Regions from separate parts of the Homo sapiens genome. Here region 1 is linked to region 2. A link is an interaction called in ENCODE POLR2A ChIA-PET data of the cell type or tissue named here. Cell type or tissue: B cell. All regions are shown on one strand. Each heading gives the region's core, and the rest is flanking DNA. Links, peaks and the distances in the headings are about the cores only.

What was found. ChIA-PET counts read pairs that join two places held together with the same protein. Peaks named below come from ENCODE experiments on the same cell type or tissue, not always from the same donor. Only the 100,000 strongest peaks of a DNase experiment are listed, where the experiment ranks them.
Region 1: POLR2A ChIA-PET joins it to region 2 with 11 read pairs; 4 of 35 experiments call an interaction of 5 or more read pairs at or near these places.

Annotation. Positions count from the first base shown.
Region 1 is chr15:52,229,906-52,238,542 of GRCh38, reverse strand. MYO5C (myosin VC) reads left to right here. Exons shown (of 41, transcript NM_018728.4): 22 at 897-1,061; 23 at 2,780-2,873; 24 at 5,858-5,921. It overlaps LOC105370820 (a long non-coding RNA gene), which reads right to left. Exons shown (of 4, transcript XR_007064638.1): 4 at 1,217-2,665. Among named protein-coding and RNA genes, the nearest start is that of GNB5, 43 kb to the right of the region's middle. In B cell, for the core only: no CTCF peak of the experiment used is centred there; DNase peaks (open chromatin) are centred at 3,272, 3,752, 4,942, 6,012 and 2 weaker places; H3K4me3 peaks cover 4,582 bases; H3K27ac peaks cover 8,000 bases.
Region 2 is chr15:52,715,856-52,724,492 of GRCh38, reverse strand. No RefSeq gene overlaps it. Among named protein-coding and RNA genes, the nearest start is that of ATOSA, 41 kb to the right of the region's middle. In B cell, for the core only: no CTCF peak of the experiment used is centred there; no DNase peak of the experiment used is centred there.

The DNA.
Region 1 (8,637 bases), core at 462-8,461, 490 kb after region 2:
CTCCACTAATTCTGAGGCTCTCCTAAGGTGAGCTTTAAACTTAGCCTTAAGCTATATCATAGGGGTCCTGAATGAAAGGGTGAGTGGGTGAAGAAATAGACTTGGTGTCTGGTGGGGTTTCCCTCATTGTGCTGTTGTGTAACAAGCCTGCATGCTACACAGCTTGTGCAGAATAGCACTTAAAAATAGCCGCAGCCGGCCAGGAGCAATGCCTGGTGGGAGTCCCAACGCTGCCTGAGCTCTGTCCTAGGTGTGTTAGTTTGCTAGGACTGTCATAGCAAAGTATCACTGACTGGGTGGCTTAAACAACAGAAATTTAGTGTCTTACAGTTTTGGAGGCTGGAGGTCCCATATCAAGGTTTTGGCAGGGTTGGTTTCTTCTGAGGCCTCTCTCCTTAGCTTGTAGATGGCTGCCACCTCCCTCTGTCTTCACATGATCTTCCCTCCATGCCTGTGTCTGTGTCTTAATCCCCTTTTCTTCTAAGGACGCCAATCTTATTGGACTAGGGCTCACCCTGAGGGCTGGTTTTACCTTAATTCCCTCTCTAAAGACCCTGTCTTCAAAACAGCGATATTCCTAAATTCAGGGGTTAGGACTTCAACAAATGAATTTTGGCGGGGGGCACAGTTCATAACACTAGGGTTGTCCTGGTTTGCCAGAATTGGAAACTTCCCACATTAAAATAGCCACCAGTTTGGGAAGATGTGTACCCAGCAAGATCTGCCATACTGTTTCACCACAAAGAAGATGCTAACAAATGTCAGTGCAGTGATAAGTGTGATCAGCATAAAGCAACCTCTCAAATTTGGATGCTGTGTCAAAGGCTATGAGAATTAAATGGAACAGCATCTTTGTTTGGATTAACCTCTAAACATCTGAATTTTCTTTTCTCTAGAACAAAGAAAACCATGGGCTGGTGGAGAAGCTGACTAGCCTGGCTGCTCTTCGAGCTGGGGATGTGGAAAAGATTCAGAAGCTGGAAGCAGAACTAGAAAAAGCAGCCACTCACAGGCGAAATTACGAGGAGAAGGGGAAGAGATACAGGGATGCTGTGGAAGAGGTCAGCTGCGGGCGTGTGAGACGGGATGGAAATATGCGGACTCTCTGTGAAAAAGATGAGCGCTGCCAGCTTTTCCTATGAAGTGGATTTCTGCAGAGCAAATCAGATTTTGCTATCAACTTCCATTACCAAAGGGAGCCTACCTTTTAGGAAAGGCGAGATCAGAGGATTAGAGTCTAGGGGAAGGGAGGAGGTTAATAATGAGAGAAATGCAACATAGGTTTTCTCTTTCTTTCAAGTTTTGCAAAATGATGACAGGCCCAAAGAGCCCTGGCTGGCTGCCTCCCTTTCTTCCAGGATGACCTTGGTCTCCTATCACTTGTCCTTAAGGTCTATGCCCTGGAAATGTCTTCCCCTGAACAGCGATGCAAAGCTAGGGTAGGGTTTTCATCTCTGGTGTAGTGAAAAGAGCAGTCAGCATAAAAACCAGATGCCCTAGATTCAAATCTTGCCTTTGTCTGGCTGGGCAGCCTTGGCTAAAGTCCCTTACCCTCTCTGAATTTTAGTTTCCTCATATAAAAAAATGAGAATAACAAAAAAGGACTGACAGAATTGTTGTGAGAATAAAATCATCAGATGAAATACGTTAGCCAAATGCCTACCATAATGAATTTTAGTTTCCTCCTATATAAAATGAGAATAACAAAAAGAGATTGACAGAATTGTTGTGAGAATAAAATGGTCAGATGAAATAATGTAGCCAAATGCCTATGGTGAGTCCCTGCAAAAGTGTGAGCTAGTGTGTTCTAAGAAGGTGATCTTTATTATCATCCACTCTGCTGCATTTTGTTTTTTTTTTGTTTTTTTAGACGGAGTCTTGCTCTGTCATCCGGGCTGGAGTGCGGTGGCGCAATCTCGGCTCACTGCAACCTCCACCTCCCGGGTTCAAGCAATTCTCCTTCCTCAGCCTCCCGAGTAGCTGGGATTACAGGCATGCGCCATGACGCCCGGCTAATTTTTTGTATTTTTGGTAGAGGTGGGGTTTCACCATGTTGGCCAAGCTGGTCTCGAACTCCTGACCTCCAGTGATCCACCCCCGCTTGGCCTCCCAAAATGCAGGGATTACAGGTGTGAGCCACCGTGCCCAGCCTCTGCTGCATTTTCAAAGTCCTAGCACCCAGGGTTGGTGGCTTGGAGGCCCAGAAGACATCCCTTTGCCCTCCCCATGACCCGGTGCTGGGTGCACCAACACTGCTGCCGTGGGCATCGCCAGCTGCCAGTCACCATCAGTCAGCACCACGGGGCCTGCTGCCAGCCCAGCAGACACTTTACCAGGAGAAGTTGAAATGATAGGAATCCTGCTGTGCTCACACATCCTTCCTGAGTCATAACAGTTGCAAAGTGTGAATCCCCTTTACGCCATCAACTGTGTAATCATAGCATATTCGACATATAAAGTCCCCTGGCTATTGAGAAGCTCGACAAAAGGAAGAAGTATGTCCTTGACATTGAGGAGCCCTTGAATGTGTCCTTTCTCCTTGTTTCAGTCATTGCTGGCCAGGTCGGGAATAGTGTCACCTTTGAAGTCACGTTGAGCTCTTGCATGTGAAACAAATGGCAGCGTCTTACAGTGGCTGGTGCTCGCTGTTATCTATAGACAGGAGCTGAGAAAAAATAAACTAATTTAAGAATATACATCTTTTTGTGAAGAAAGGCAATGGTGACAACTTGAAGTGAGGTTTTCAAAAAAGTTTGTTTTTCCCCCTTCCCTCTGCTAGAAATTGGCAAAGCTTCAGAAGCATAATTCAGAACTGGAAACACAGAAAGAACAAATACAGCTGAAGCTTCAAGAGAAGACTGAAGAGTTAAAAGGTAAAGCTTGGGGGGCACAAATCCAGACATTCACTGATTTAGTCACTCAGTAAACAATACTGGGGTTGACCAGTTTTAGAACCAGGGGTCTCTGGTGTACACTTAGTTTAGTGAGGCAATTTTTGCTCACAAGGAATAGCCATATTTAAGTCGTGGTAACTTTGCCCTACAGATTCGTCTGTTTTATTTCTGTCTTTTGTCAGACAGCACAGCATTTCCTCTCTGTGCCTCAGAACCTCCTGGGCCCTTTGCAAAGTACAGATGGTCGGACCATGAGCCCGGAGCTTTTGCATCAGGAAATGGGTGTGTGTGTGTCTGTGTGTGCGCATTCGTGTGTGGTGGTGTCAGAGGTGGTTCAGACATCCGTAATTTTAGAAAACCTTTACGGTAATCCTGATGTACAGTCAGAGTAATGCTGCAGTCATGTTTGGTGCTCACCAAAGATTTGCAGAAAAAATTCTGATCTGTCGGAGTTACTTAGCCTAAGTGACACCCATGTCCTCTGCTACTGTCCTGCCCTGAATGAAGAAGGGCAGACCCTGGAACCAGTAGGTATCACTTCCTTTAGGGCTGTGGAACAGCTACGCTTAGCCTAGCTCTACACATTTGAGCTTTTCAGCTCAAGTTCAACTTGACAATACTTGTTGTACCCCAGAAAAGGCAACAGGCAACAGAGCCTGGTGATCCCTGACCAGATAGTTTAAATCACCACTCTCAGTGATCTTGCCTAGGGATCTCTTCCTTGAGCTCCAACGTGGGGGCAGCAGGAACACGAGGGTTCAGGCCTGGGGATTCTACACGCACCTCTAGCCCAGCAAATGGTGGATATGATGGGGCCCAGAGGAGTGCAGAGCCCTGGGAGTTCAGGGCGGAGAGTGGGAGGAGCGAATGTTGGTGAAGAGGGAGTAAACAGCCTGACACCAGGGCACTGGGGCAGGAAAGGCTGTGCAGGTGCTGACGAGGAGCAGGCCATGCCCTCCTGTTCTAGGTGCTGCGTGCCCTCCACCCTGTCTCTGTAGGGCTGATGGTGTGGGCACAGAAGCCATGTGAATGTCAGAGATGAACAGGAGCATGTCAGAGGTCCGGGAGTAAACCTTGAACCTGAGTTAGGAAAGGGTTTCCTCATCTCCACCCTTTTTATTACAGCACACTCCTCTTGGGTGGTTGTTTTGGCTTTTTTCCCCCCTAACTTCAAATAGAATTTCCCACAAGGGCATTTAAATTCTCAGGAATATAACCTGAAAATTATGTTTCTGAGACCATGTCATGTTTGGGTGAATAATTTTACATCCTCTTCCAAAAAGTCCATGAAAACTTTCAATGTAATATTTATAAACTGATTATCCTGTGCGCCTCCCCCGACATGGCAAACAGTGTTTTGTGAATAGCACCAACCTTTACCTATGCTTGTGACCTAAGACCCAGGGATGCTATCAAATGCTGTTTCTCCTTTTTGAGATTCTAACTTAACATGGACATAATCCCATTCCTCTTGAGAAGTAAATCACATTCGAGCAGCTTCTTTAGCGCATCTGCAAATGGCCTAAGATGGTAAGCACCAGAATTAAAGCCAATGCTTTTGGTTAATTGAAAATTGAGGTTATATAAAACGTGTTGGCTTCTAAATTAAAGCTTGAGCATTTCCCCCAGTATTTCCTGGCTGCCTTACAACGTTCTGAAGCAGTCATTTTGATTCAGAAACATTTGGCACTATGTTAGACAAACTATTAAACTGTTGGCTAAAAAAAAAAAGTAATTTGGAGAATTGCTATCGACGGTGCACCCCGAGGACTCCTTCTGGGGTGGGGCTCAGAGGTGAGGTAGAGCTCAAGGATGAGATATCAGCTTAGTGCAAATAGGGACATCACCATTTGAGGGGCTGCACTGCCATTCTCCCATTTTGATGGCCCCTGTGGCATATGGGTGTGTTGGGAATGTGGGGTTGTCATAGCCATGGAACGTCCTGCCCTTCGGCCTGCAGACTTTGTGTTTGCGACTCTTGTATTTCAGTGTTAACAGCTGCCTTTTTTGTACTTCCTCTTTCCCAGATAGAGACAGACACTTGATTATTTTCTTGGTTATCACAGATGAGTGGTTCTCAGCTTTGCTGCCACCTCACCCCCCAGACATTTGCCAATGTCTGGAAACAATTTGGGTTGTCACAACTGGAGCAGAGGTGCTACTGGCTTCTAGAGGGTAGAAGCCAGGGTTGCTGCTCAGAATCCTGCAATGCGTGGGACAGCCCCTCTCCACAGCAAAGAATTATCCAGCCCAAAGTAGCAATAGTGCCAAGACCGAGAAACCTTGTCACAAATGGATCATTTTCTTCCCAAAGGGTTTCTATTTATTTATTTATTTTTTTTTTTTTTTAATTTTTTTTTTTTTTTTTTTGAGACGGAGTCTCGCTCTGTCGCCCAGGCTGGAGTGCAGTGGCGGGATCTCGGCTCACTGCAAGCTCCACCTCCCGGGTTCACGCCATTCTCCTGCCTCAGCCTCCCAAGTAGCTGGGACTACAGGCGCCCGCCACTACGCCCGGCTAATTTTTTGTATTTTTAGTAGAGACGGGGTTTCACCGTTTTAGCCGGGATGGTCTTGATCTCCTGACCTCGTGATCCGCCCGCCTCGGCCTCCCAAAGTGCTGGGATTACAGGCGTGAGCCACCGCGCCCGGCCTCTATTTATTTTTAATAATATTCATTGTCTCAAAGCCAATATCTACTTTAATAAATAACAGACCAACAAAAGTACTATAAATGAAACTATTTATTGATAATTCCAATCTGACAAATTTGTGAGAATTATTATTTTGAAACCCCCTCATCTTTATTTCTTGTTTATAAAAAATGAGCTATACTCTCATTGTAAGTCCTGTTAATAATAAACATCACATGATTGTCCTGACATTCTCACTTTCTTAAACATAACATGAAACAATCAAGGCATTGATTTGGCAGACATATCTCAAAAAGCATTCTCTTTTTACAGAAAAAATGGACAACCTCACCAAGCAGCTCTTTGATGATGTACAAAAGGAAGAACGGCAAAGAATGTATGGAATCTAGTTTGCCTTAAAGCTACTTTCTTTCTTCTGTCTGTGCTGTTTTATATTTTCCATCTCAGTTTGCATATAGCAGACACAGATACAAGAAAGTGGGGTGTGACTGTTTTTAGGAAGTGAGATTAGAGATTTATGAGAGCTAAGTTCCACAATGTGTACTGTCAGATACTGAACACATTCTAGACTAGTCCATAAAGCTTCTGCTGGGTGGGTACAGTGGACCACCAGGAATTCTTTTCTTTTCTTTTCTTTTCCTTTCTTTCTTTCTCTTCTTTCTTTCTCTCCTTCCTTCCTTCTCTCCTTCCTTCCTTCTCTCCTTCCTTCCTTCTCTCCTTCCTTCCTTCTCTCCTTCCTTCCTTCTCTCCTTCCTTCTTTCTTTCTTCTTTCTTTCATTTTCTTTCTTTTCCTTCCTTCCTTCCTCCCTTCCTCCCTTCCTCCCTTCCTTCCCTTCCTTTCCTTCCTTTCCTTCCTCTCCTTTTCTTTCTTTTCTCTTTCTTTCTTTTCTTTTTTTTTTACTTTATTGCTAAGACAGTGCAAAATTCAGAGACTACCACCACCTTCAACTTCTACCAAATCCAAGAATTAAGATTCTTGCCTAGGAAATAAACCTCCCTCCTTTCCTTCCCCACCTATTGTCCTTGTTAGTTTGTCTTTTATCCCAAAAGATAAGGTAAGTAATGGACCTCACAGAAATTAAGGCAGGTGCCTGACCTTGTACTGTACCAGCCCACCTTTCCTATCTCAATAGCAAACCCTTTGCTAACCTCCAAGGACTCCAATCTGGGCTTCCCTTCTCTTAAGGAGTCAAAGGTTTTTAGATCTCAAAGTTGGGGTACATGGCAGGGTCCCGGAAAGAGATAGAACATGCTTGGCACATCTCTTTTGGGGGCTAGGAAGCTCAGGGCTGCCTGTGGTGGTAGGATACAAAACTTCCCCATGCAGTGAGCAGGACAGCCTGCGTCTGGGTGAGGAAGCAGGATTCTAAAGAGAGGAGGGAATATCACAGAATCGCTCCAGGAGTTAACAAATATATGAAGTGTTTCATGATCCTCCATCAGTTTTTAAATATGTCTAATTAACTCATTTACCTAGAAAAATATAATTGTCGATGAGTTTTTAATGTGAGGAGAAGAGCTCGGCTCTCGGCATCTGTCCACGTGCAGGGACCACTTGGGAGTGATCATTTCAAGCAGGGGTCTTGGAGAGCCAGGCTGAGGCCAGGTCATTTTGGGCTGTTTGCAATCCTAACTGGGTCAGGGCGAGGCAGGCCAGTGAAGGGATTAAAACTCTTCACCCTCTCTAGGCCCGTGTTCTGCCTCCTCATTAGCACTCATCTGTAGCTTGGTTTAGTCCCTGGTCAGCCAAGGGGGGAATTCCTGGCCCCTGTCAAAATTCTCAGGAGGCTCCAAGAGGCCTGCAGTCTGTGGGCACCCTCCTGACCAGCTCAGGCTGTGGGTCTAAGATTCTTTTTACATAAGACTTCTGGGCCAGGCGTACTGGCTCACACCTGTAATCCCAGCACTTTGGGAGGCCAAGGTGGGCAGATCACCTGAGGTCAGGAGTTTGAGACCAGGCTGGCCAACATGGTGAAACCCCGTATCTACTAAAAATACAAAAATTGGCTGGGCGTGGTGGCAGATGCCTGTAATCCCAGCTACTTGGGAGGCTGAGGCAGGAGAATCACTTGAAACCGGGAGGCGGAGGTTTCAATGAGCTGAGATTGCACCACCGCACTCCTGCCTGGGCGACAGAGTGAGACCCTGTCTCCAAAAAAAAAAAAAAAAAAGGAAGACTTCTGGCTGCCTTTTCCTTTTTCAAAGGCATTTTACTGGTCTCTTGGGAGCACTGCAGTTTTTTTTTAAAAAACCTGGAAACAAAGTTCGTTAATATCTGTAGAAAAAAGAGGTTATGTGCAGTGCTCACACCTGTAATCCCAGCACTTTGGGAGGCCAAGGCGGGCAGATCACCTGAGGTCAGGAGTTTGAGACCAGTCTGGCCAACATGGCAAAACCCCATCTCTACTAAAAATACAAACATTAGCTGGGTGTGGTGTTGGGCACCTTATAATCCCAGCTACTCGGGAGGCTGAGGCAGGAGAATCACTTGAACCCGGGGGGCGGAGGTTGCAGTGAGCTGAGATCATGCCACTGAAGTTCACTCCAGCCTGGGTAAAAGAGCAAAACTCCATCTCAAAAAAAAAAAAATCTATAAAAAAGAAATCAAACAAATTTATTAGGAATGTGGCTCTCTTTCTCAGAGTTTTTCCCTTTGTGCTATAAAAGCAAGTTTTAAAAGGAACTGAAATGACAGCTCAGCAGGTAGAATCATTTAGTAAACTCATAGAGCTCCTGGCACTGCTTCAAGGGCCCCTGTGGGCTGTGTTGGGCTTGTCTAGGTTATGTATCTCTTTTCAATTATTTTCTTAGTTAATCATCAAATTTTTAATTGAGCAACCTTCTAGAGCAGTTGGATTTACATGCACTTTTGGGCACGTGGATTTGCTGCCATTTATTCTAGAATTTTTGAAGGGCTAGACCCCTGGACATAGCAGATAGCTCTATTGTTTAGGATCAAACAAACCTCCAGCAGGATCCTTGGAACGAGGAAGGAGCCAGGACTTAGCAGAGCACGCCAAGGTATTCGCTGAAGGAAACTGGCCCTTCCAGGGGACTGCATGGAACCCGGGGGGTTGGGAATACAGTGCCCC
Region 2 (8,637 bases), core at 152-8,151:
GTGAGATTTGGGTGGGGACACGACCAAACCATATCAAAAATAAAATAAAATTTGATCATCTGGATTGGTAGAAGGAGAAAGGAATGTCAACTGAGTTCACCTGATGAAGGAGAAGCTGAGAGGGGAGCTTGTAGTAGCATCAGCTTCCAGAAATGGAGAGCTTGAATGGAGCGGAGAAGTTGGGATGGAAAATGGCCAGAGAGGCAAGGTAAGAGGAGGCTAGCTAGAGAAAAACTTTGAAAACCTAACATTTTATCCCATAGGCCTTGGCCCCACCTTTTTTCTGTCACATACTTCATCATTTAAAATGCTTTGAACTTGTACCACTTTATAAAATATTCACACTATTTTACTAATATATGCATTGTAAAACATATGCTCACAAAGAATTTTTTAAAATGAGAGATTAGAAAGTATAAGCATTTCAAATAATATTTAATATAATTATTCCTTAAAATAATAATTTAGGGGTGAATAAATAAGATGGGCTAAGATTGATTATTTTGAAAATCTTGACTTACAGAAGACTGTTATATGCTGACACTGGGTTTTAGGGCTGTCACGGCTGATAAAAGACACTTTACCAAAGTAAAGCCGACCCAAAAGAAGAAGCATGCTTATAAATTAAAATTACTTTTTCAATCCCACATACCATTACGCAAGCATTTTTGTTGAAATTCAGCTAGGAAATGTTCATATTCTTTTATTTCAATCAGTGATAATAGCACATCCATCAAAAAGAGCCGATTTACTTTTTTGTAACAAGTGAGTCCAAAGCTCATTGAAATTCTTCATCAGAATGATTTTTAAACAATTTAGAAAATTATGTTTCTGATGTTTTTAAAGCAGCCCCTGCTAGGAGGCCACCGCAGGCACCTGGGTGGGAGGATTAAGGACCACAGGTAGTGTGGAAAGGAGGGAGAAGGGGTCTGAGGACAAATTTGGCAAGGATTTGGTAATGGCATATAGGAGGAGGAGGAACAAAAAGAAGGCAAAGGCTAGGACTGTAATTACCTAGGTTAGGTTCTTTCAGGTTGCAAGATGCAAAAAAAAAAAAAAAAAAAAAAAAGAAGTCAAACTACTTCCGTAATGGGAGATTAATATAAGAATGTATGGAAACCTAAAGAGGACAAGAAACCATCTCCAGAACTGCACCGCTGGCTTCACAGAAAGTGTCACTCATGAAATTTCAAGATGTCACATAGCTCTGGTCACCCAGTGTCAACCCAGGGCTCACCGCATTCTCCATCAGCAACTGAATTTGTGACTCCATTCCTCACAGCCTGCTTTTGGCTCATGTTTTCCTCCTACCCACAGCTGACTGACTCCCGCCCTCTCCCTGTCTACCTCATGCCCCCTCTTGTTCATGGCTTCTACTGCCTCATGACATCTCTCCAGTGCTTTCTCTGGGTCTCTCTCCAATTCAACACCAGTTCACTCATTCAGCATCTGCTCTATGGCCTCATGTGAAAAGTCTCCAAGAGACAGAGTATGACGGGTCCCATTACCACCATGTTGGTCGAAGGGCTTAGGTGAGGCTGGTCACAGGTCACTGCCCAATCTTCAGATGGCTGCCTTTGGAGCAGGTGTCCATGCCTGGCCTGGTGGGTCGTGCCTCCATGGCACAAGTTATGGCAACCTGCCTATAGGGAATGGGCTGCGGGCCTGCAAACAATTTCCGGCTCCACCTAAGTGAGCTAGATAATGATCAGGACACTTGCACAGTGCCCATTATAGTCTGGATATGTGAAGATGGGGTATTCTGGATATGGCTTGTTATACAACAATGGTCAGTTACATGCATGTATGCATTTCATGTAATACCTGAAGGTTGACTTCAGGTATTGACATAGGAGATAATAACAAAAGAGTTATTATTACTACCACCAGTACTAGACATATGAGATGCTATGTGGTTAAGATCTCAGACTTTGGAATTAGACTCCCTGGGGTCATATCCCCAACACTGTCGCTTACTGGGTGTGTGACCTTGGGAAAATTACTTAACTGATCTGTGCCACAGTTTCCTCATCTATAAAATGATTATCATAAGACCTATCTCATCAGGTTATTATGAGAGTTAAGTCAGTTAGCATATTTAAATCACTTAGGATAGTGCCTGGCATAGAATCAGCACTACATGAGTACTTGCTTGTTTTACTTTAATTCATGAGTTAAACAACTAGATACCAGCCCATGCATTATATCTGCCATTGTGGTCACTCTGATTTATGGTTTATCACTCAGTGTTATCTTGCACTGTTTTAAAATTCTTTCTTGCTGCTAGTGTTGGCTCTGTAATAAGATTTTATACTTTTATATGGTTTATACTTTAATATGTATAAAATTAGTATTTTCTTACTCAGAATTTTTAAACTACTTCCTTTGTTTTCATCTCACAGCCAATTCTAGGACTTCCCAGTGTGATAAGCCCAAAGATAAGAATTCTGGAAAAGGAAATAATTCTTATCATAATAAATATTCTGTTTACTTCCCTTGCTCTTACATTTGTCTCAGGATGTTTGTTACATTGTCAGAGTTTGATTGATTTCCCTCTGGAAAAGGTCAACTTCTCTGGAACATTTGATGTCATTATTTAGAAAAGAAGTAGGTGTTACATGTTTATTAAAAGTGATCCACAAGAGTGATTCAGAAACTGAGAGGCATACATTGATATTTTTTGCCTCGATAATCTTGCTGGCTTGCCTACACATACTTGAGTTTGAACGCTGGTTCCAATTAATCTTTTACACAGTAATCAATAGTTGATAGGGTTTTCTGTAAGTATTGAAACTATAATGTTAATTAATGTATAAGCAAACCGTCATGATGTCTTCATATTTTGAGACCGCATACCCTAATTGTGGGACATAAAATCTACACAGCAACAAGCCAGTAGATACAGCAAGCAGTGGCTCCGTCACTCCTGGGACACGCGGTCAGCCCATCCCTGAGCTGAACCCCGGATTGTCCTTACCCTGTTACCTCAATTATCTTCAGTAGCTTTACCCTCAAGGAGTTGGGTTTGGAGCCTGAGCAGAGCTCCACTCCTCTCCTTCAGGGGTCAACCATGGAGCCAGGGGAGTGATCCATAGACCATCCTTCCTTCCCAAAGCCCCAGGAGAGAGAGGACCATCTCATGCCTCCCCAGTTTCCCTTTCAGATGGCCAAAGGCACCAGCAGGATGGCCAACCTTCCAGCACATTCTCTCTATGAGCGTTATTGTCATGCCGTAGAATCAAGTGTTTTCCCTCTTCCCCACTGAACCAGGTACAGGCTAAAATGCCACGACTGATAAGAGAGAGGGAGGCAGGGAATTTCACATCAGATGGCTCAAAAGGTCAGGGCACATACTTCCAAATTAAAATTAGTATTGTAGGGGCTATGGAGGTGACACTTTAAGATATTTTATTCCTCCCCATCTGTATACCCATGATGAAGTTCTTTTAGATTAGGAATGGTAGCATTGTCGACTATATCAGTAGTACATCGTTGTCTACTGACGATGTACTACTGATGTAGTCGACAATGCTACCATTCCTAATCTAAAAGAACTTCATCGCAGAGAGCTACTCCTCAGTCTACACATGTCCCATCATCTCCAGATGCCCCACGATCTCCAACACTTGAAATAGGGTCAAATGGAATTATGCTGCCTTGGTGCCTCCCAGCAAACTCAAATATTCATGCTCATACAATGTGCAGGAACATAAACCTGTGACCATCAACATCATCATTAAAGCATTTTAAAAGCCCCCGTTGTGGACTCAGTGTAATCCTGAGTGCTAGAGAAATACCAAAAAACACAAGAGATTTTTCCTGCCCTGAAGAAAAGTATAAATCTTATTAGAAAGCCAAGACTAGCAATATGAAATAATTTGAAATCAGTGTAAAATAACATTTAATCAGAAACTGTACCTTAAATCAGACCCAAATGGCAGATGCAATGCATCCTGGAGCATATGGCCCTGGAAAAAGTAGAAAAGTATTTACTCTTTATGGACCTGTTTCCTTGCTGATTTTTTCTTTTTTTTCTTTTTTTTTTTTTTTTTAGACAGAGTCTCACTCTGTTGCCCAAGCTAGAATGTAGTGGCATAATCATAGCTTACTGTAATCTTGAACTCCTAGGCTTAAGCAATCCTCCTGCCTCAGCCTCCTAAAGTACTGGGATTACAGGCATGAGTCACTGTGCCCGGCCTCCTTGTTGAATTTTTTATTTTGTTTTTAGGCAGAAATAATATTAATCTCTTACCATCCTTTGCATCATCCTGTGACGCATAAGTGTAATGAAGTATGTGGCAGCACTTTGAAAAATTCTTAGTACCTATTCAAATGTAAGGCATTATCATTACTGCTGTGATCATTGCCATTATGATTATTAATACAATACCTGGAGTTCAGAGAAGGGAAGGATCCTGGTACTCAGGGAAGCCTGCCCAGAAAAGGAAGTACCTGAGTACTTGGGCCAGCTTCAAAGGAGGTGCAGAATTCAGAAGGGGCGTGAAGAGCCCTGTCTTGGAAGCTGGAGGGGAGGACAGCAGGAGCAGAGGCAAGGAGAGATGTGTGAAAGGTATGAGGTATCAACTGGGTACCAGCTTGGCTGAGCAGAAGGATTGCCTAGGGGAGGAACTGAATGCATATTTGGATGGATCAAAGGACTAGCCAGAGCACATCATCTAGGCGGTGAATGGCATGAGTTCTACGGCCAGAAAGGAAGGGGTTGGCATTTCCTTCGTTCAAGGCTAGGGATTTGCTTAGAAAAAGGGAAGTCTACTCACCAGTTCAAACATCCAGACTATTGAAATGTCTACTCACCAGTTCAAACGTCCAGACTATTAAAATACTTCTTTCTACTCCTTCTTCCGAGCACTGTCCCATTCTTCCAGGTGAGTGTATTCTTTTACTCAAGCTTTGGTTGTGTCCAGCCCAGAGCTTGGCAGATAGTACCCCATTGTTAGTACTAGTTGGATTGAACCATACTACAGGCATTATCTTCCATAAGCACTAGTGCTCCCCAATTCCTTTAAGTGACCAATGACCTCATTCTATGCCAATCAATGCTCATTTCTGTGTCTTCAACCTCCTTGACCTCTGCTGAATCTGTGCCTGGTCCTTACTCATTCTACGTTTCATAGAAGGCTGTATTGTCTCCATGGTGCTGGGAACAACTCTATCTATCTCTGATTCCCAGACAAATAGCTTCAGAATTCTGCCTAAAATGTAAACCAATGAGGTATTTATTCCTGTAGACTCACTGTTCTTTTAAAATACAAATGCATCTGGCAGGGCGCAGTGGCTCACGCCTATAATCCCAGCACTCTGGGAGGCCGAGGCAGGCGGATCACGAGGTCAGGAGATCCAGACCATCTTGGCTAACACGGTGAAACCGTGTCTCTTCTAAAAATACAAAAAATTAGCCAGGCATGGTGGCGGGTGGCTGTAGTCCCAGCTACTTGGGAGGCCGAGGCAGGAGAATGGCATGAACCCAGGCACAGAGCTTGCAGTGAGCCAAGATTGTGCCATTGCACCCCAGCCTGGGTGACAGAGCAAGACTCCATCTCACAAAAAAAAAAAAAAAAAACAAACAAAACAAAACAGAAATGCATCTGAGGTAGCTAAAGAGATCTAAGACTCACAATTCATTGTTAATTATTTCAATTAATTTATTTTTCTTCTACCATCTACCTATGAGCCACACTTGAAGGAATGAAGGAATGCCTGTTTTGACGAGTTTAGGTGGAAGCAAAGGTCATCTTGAAGATAAGGGAGGGTTTTGCTTAAATGAAGAGCAGAATGAGGACACCATTAAAACTCAACCTTGCCCTCAAACACATAGCCAGATACGCCCACTCCTCACCAAGGCTTTTCTCCTCCTGACTGACAGCCTCAGGAGGGAGACACCTTTTATTCTCAAGGACAGTTTCAAATAAAAATAAATATAAGTTACTTTCCTTTCTCCACATATGTCCTGTGCGGTTCTCAGGAGGGAATCCCTGGCTCCTTTCCGGGATTGATTTCAAGATTTCCAGTCGCAAGTGCTCAAACCACATTTTACATCTGCCTCCCCCAGCTCATCCACCAGTGAGCTGCAGGGAGTGGATATCAGCCAGAGCTACCCTGACTACAACTTGAGCTCATTTTGAAATCTAACTTCCAGAACCCACCTATTCTGGAATGTTCTGAGAGGATAACACTGAGCCACATGACAGCCGAGGGAATATTTCTCCCTTTCTTCTTGTGTTACATCATTAGGCCCTAAAATAGTGCCTTTTGTCCACACTTTGTCCTCTCAGAGAAGCAAGAAGGCAGCTTCCAGTTCTGCCCTGTAGGGAGTTGGGGGAGTGACCGATACAGTCAGTCAGATGCGAGTAAAGGTCAAGCTGCCTGCTCTCTCTCCCTAGCTGAGACCTGCCCGCATGCAGTCCTCTCTAATTTTGTTCCCTTGCATCCAGCAGAGCAGGATGAGGGCTCAGGGCCTACCTTCTGGAGGCTGATGTCCCGCGGCTCTCTTCTCTGTGTTTAACAGGGAATGAGAGCAGAGACTCCCTTCCCAGCATAGGCAGGTCAAGTGTGCTCTGAAGAGAACTCTCTCTATGCATAGGTAGAAATGATGGACCAAACTCGGTTGGTAGTAGCCCCTATCCAGGCCACGGTGGTAGCTGTGTTCCCTGGTCCAGCTTTACCATGAGTAAAGACGCATTTTGATTTCCATTACATTTGTATGCCTATTTTTCAACTGATTCAGAACCAGAAAAGAGGAAGCATATGATTGCCTGGTGTTCCTAAGATGTCAACAAAGATTGAGGGGAATGACTTAGCAAGGAATTCTACTCCCTTGCTTCTCCATGTCCTCTGAAGAAAGAGGAAGAATCTACTCTAATACGTTTTCTTTCTTTTTTTTTTTTTTTGAGACGGAGTCTCACTATACTCCCAGGCTGGAGTCCAGTCACACGACCCCAGCTCACTGCAACCTCCACCTCCTGCCTCAGCCTCCCAAGTACCTGGGATTACAGGCACCCGCCGCCACGCCTGTCTAATTTCTGTTTTTAGTAGAGATGGGGTTTTACCATGTTGGCCAGGCTGGTCTTGAACTCCTAACCTCAAGTGATCCACCCGCCTTGGCCTCCCAAAGTCCTGGAATTACAGGCGTGAGCCACTGTGCCTGGCCATACATTTCCTTAGTAGCCATATTGGGCCCACCTCTACCCCTAGCTTTTACCACCCCTGTTTGAGACCTTGGGTTTACCAAATGCATTCTGTGAACTGCAAAGCACATAAAGTTGGAGATGAAGATCTTGTCACCCATGGTTATGTCCTGCTTCAGTCCTTTTCAATGTCTCTTGGACTCTGATTTGGGATACATTGTGGATACCTGAGACATCTGGAATGCTCTAAGGGCCTTTAACCCAAGATGCACTTAATTCTGTGTGGTTTACCTGGCGTAGTTATCAATATTAAGAGAAAGAGTGAAACATTTTAAAAATCTCTACTAAGGAAAAACCATCTTGGGAATTCTGCAATTTATTATTTATTAATGGAAACTTTCATAAGACTAAATAAATGTTTTTATCTTTCAAGTAAGCATTTAATGGATTACTTTAAAAGAAAGACATGTTTTTATTTCTCATAAGTGAGTTTAGAACAATAACTCTAGATTTCAATTACATTCTCAGAGTTATCTGGCACAAACTGATGTCTCACAAAAGCAATGAAACAAACAAACAACAAAACCATGTTTTTCTGACTGGATTGTTGGCTAGCTGTCACGGCTATGTTCCAACCACAATAATTATAGTCCATCTACATATTTCTTTCCTATGATCCAGCTGGATTAGCCTGTAATAAAAAAAAAGCCATATCTTATACTTTTGAGGGCTCAGGCTTAGTAAAATCTCACCCCGTTATACTCTAAAAGTGGACTTTAAAAATTAGTGATTGACCAGGCACAGTGGCTCACGCCTATAATCCCTGCACTTTGGTAGGCTGAGGCAGGTGGATCCCTTGGGGTCAGGAGTTTGAGACCAGCCTGGCCAACATGGGGAAACCCCAACTCTACTAAAAATACAAAAGTTAGGTGGACATGGTGGTGTGCCCCTGTAATCCCAGCTGCTCAGGAGGCTGAGGCATGAGACTCGCTTAAACCTGGGAGGTGGAGGTTACGGTGAGCTGAGATCATGCCACTGCACTCCAGCCTGGGCGACAGAGTGAGACTGTTTCAAAAAATAATATAAAATGAAAAATAAAAATTAGTGATGAAGCAGTTTCAATAGCCCTATTTTGCAGCTGACTGAATTCTTAGCCATAAAGGCTACAGAATCAAGTTCATTTGTATGGCTTAAGGTGACAACATATTTAAATAGAAATCACACATTTTCCTAAAGTATGTTGCTGTATGATATTGCTGTAAATAAACATTTCCTTCTCTTTTATTTTTATTTATTTATTTTAGAAATGGAGTCTCATTATGTTGCTCAGGCTGGTCTCGAACTCCTGGCCTCAAAATATCCTCTGGCCTCAGCCTCCTAAAAAGCTGGGATTACAGGTGTGAGCCATGACACCTGGCCTGAATAAGCATTTCTAAGCAAAAATGTACTTATATTTCATGCATGAAGAAAATGCTTAAACATATGCACTATT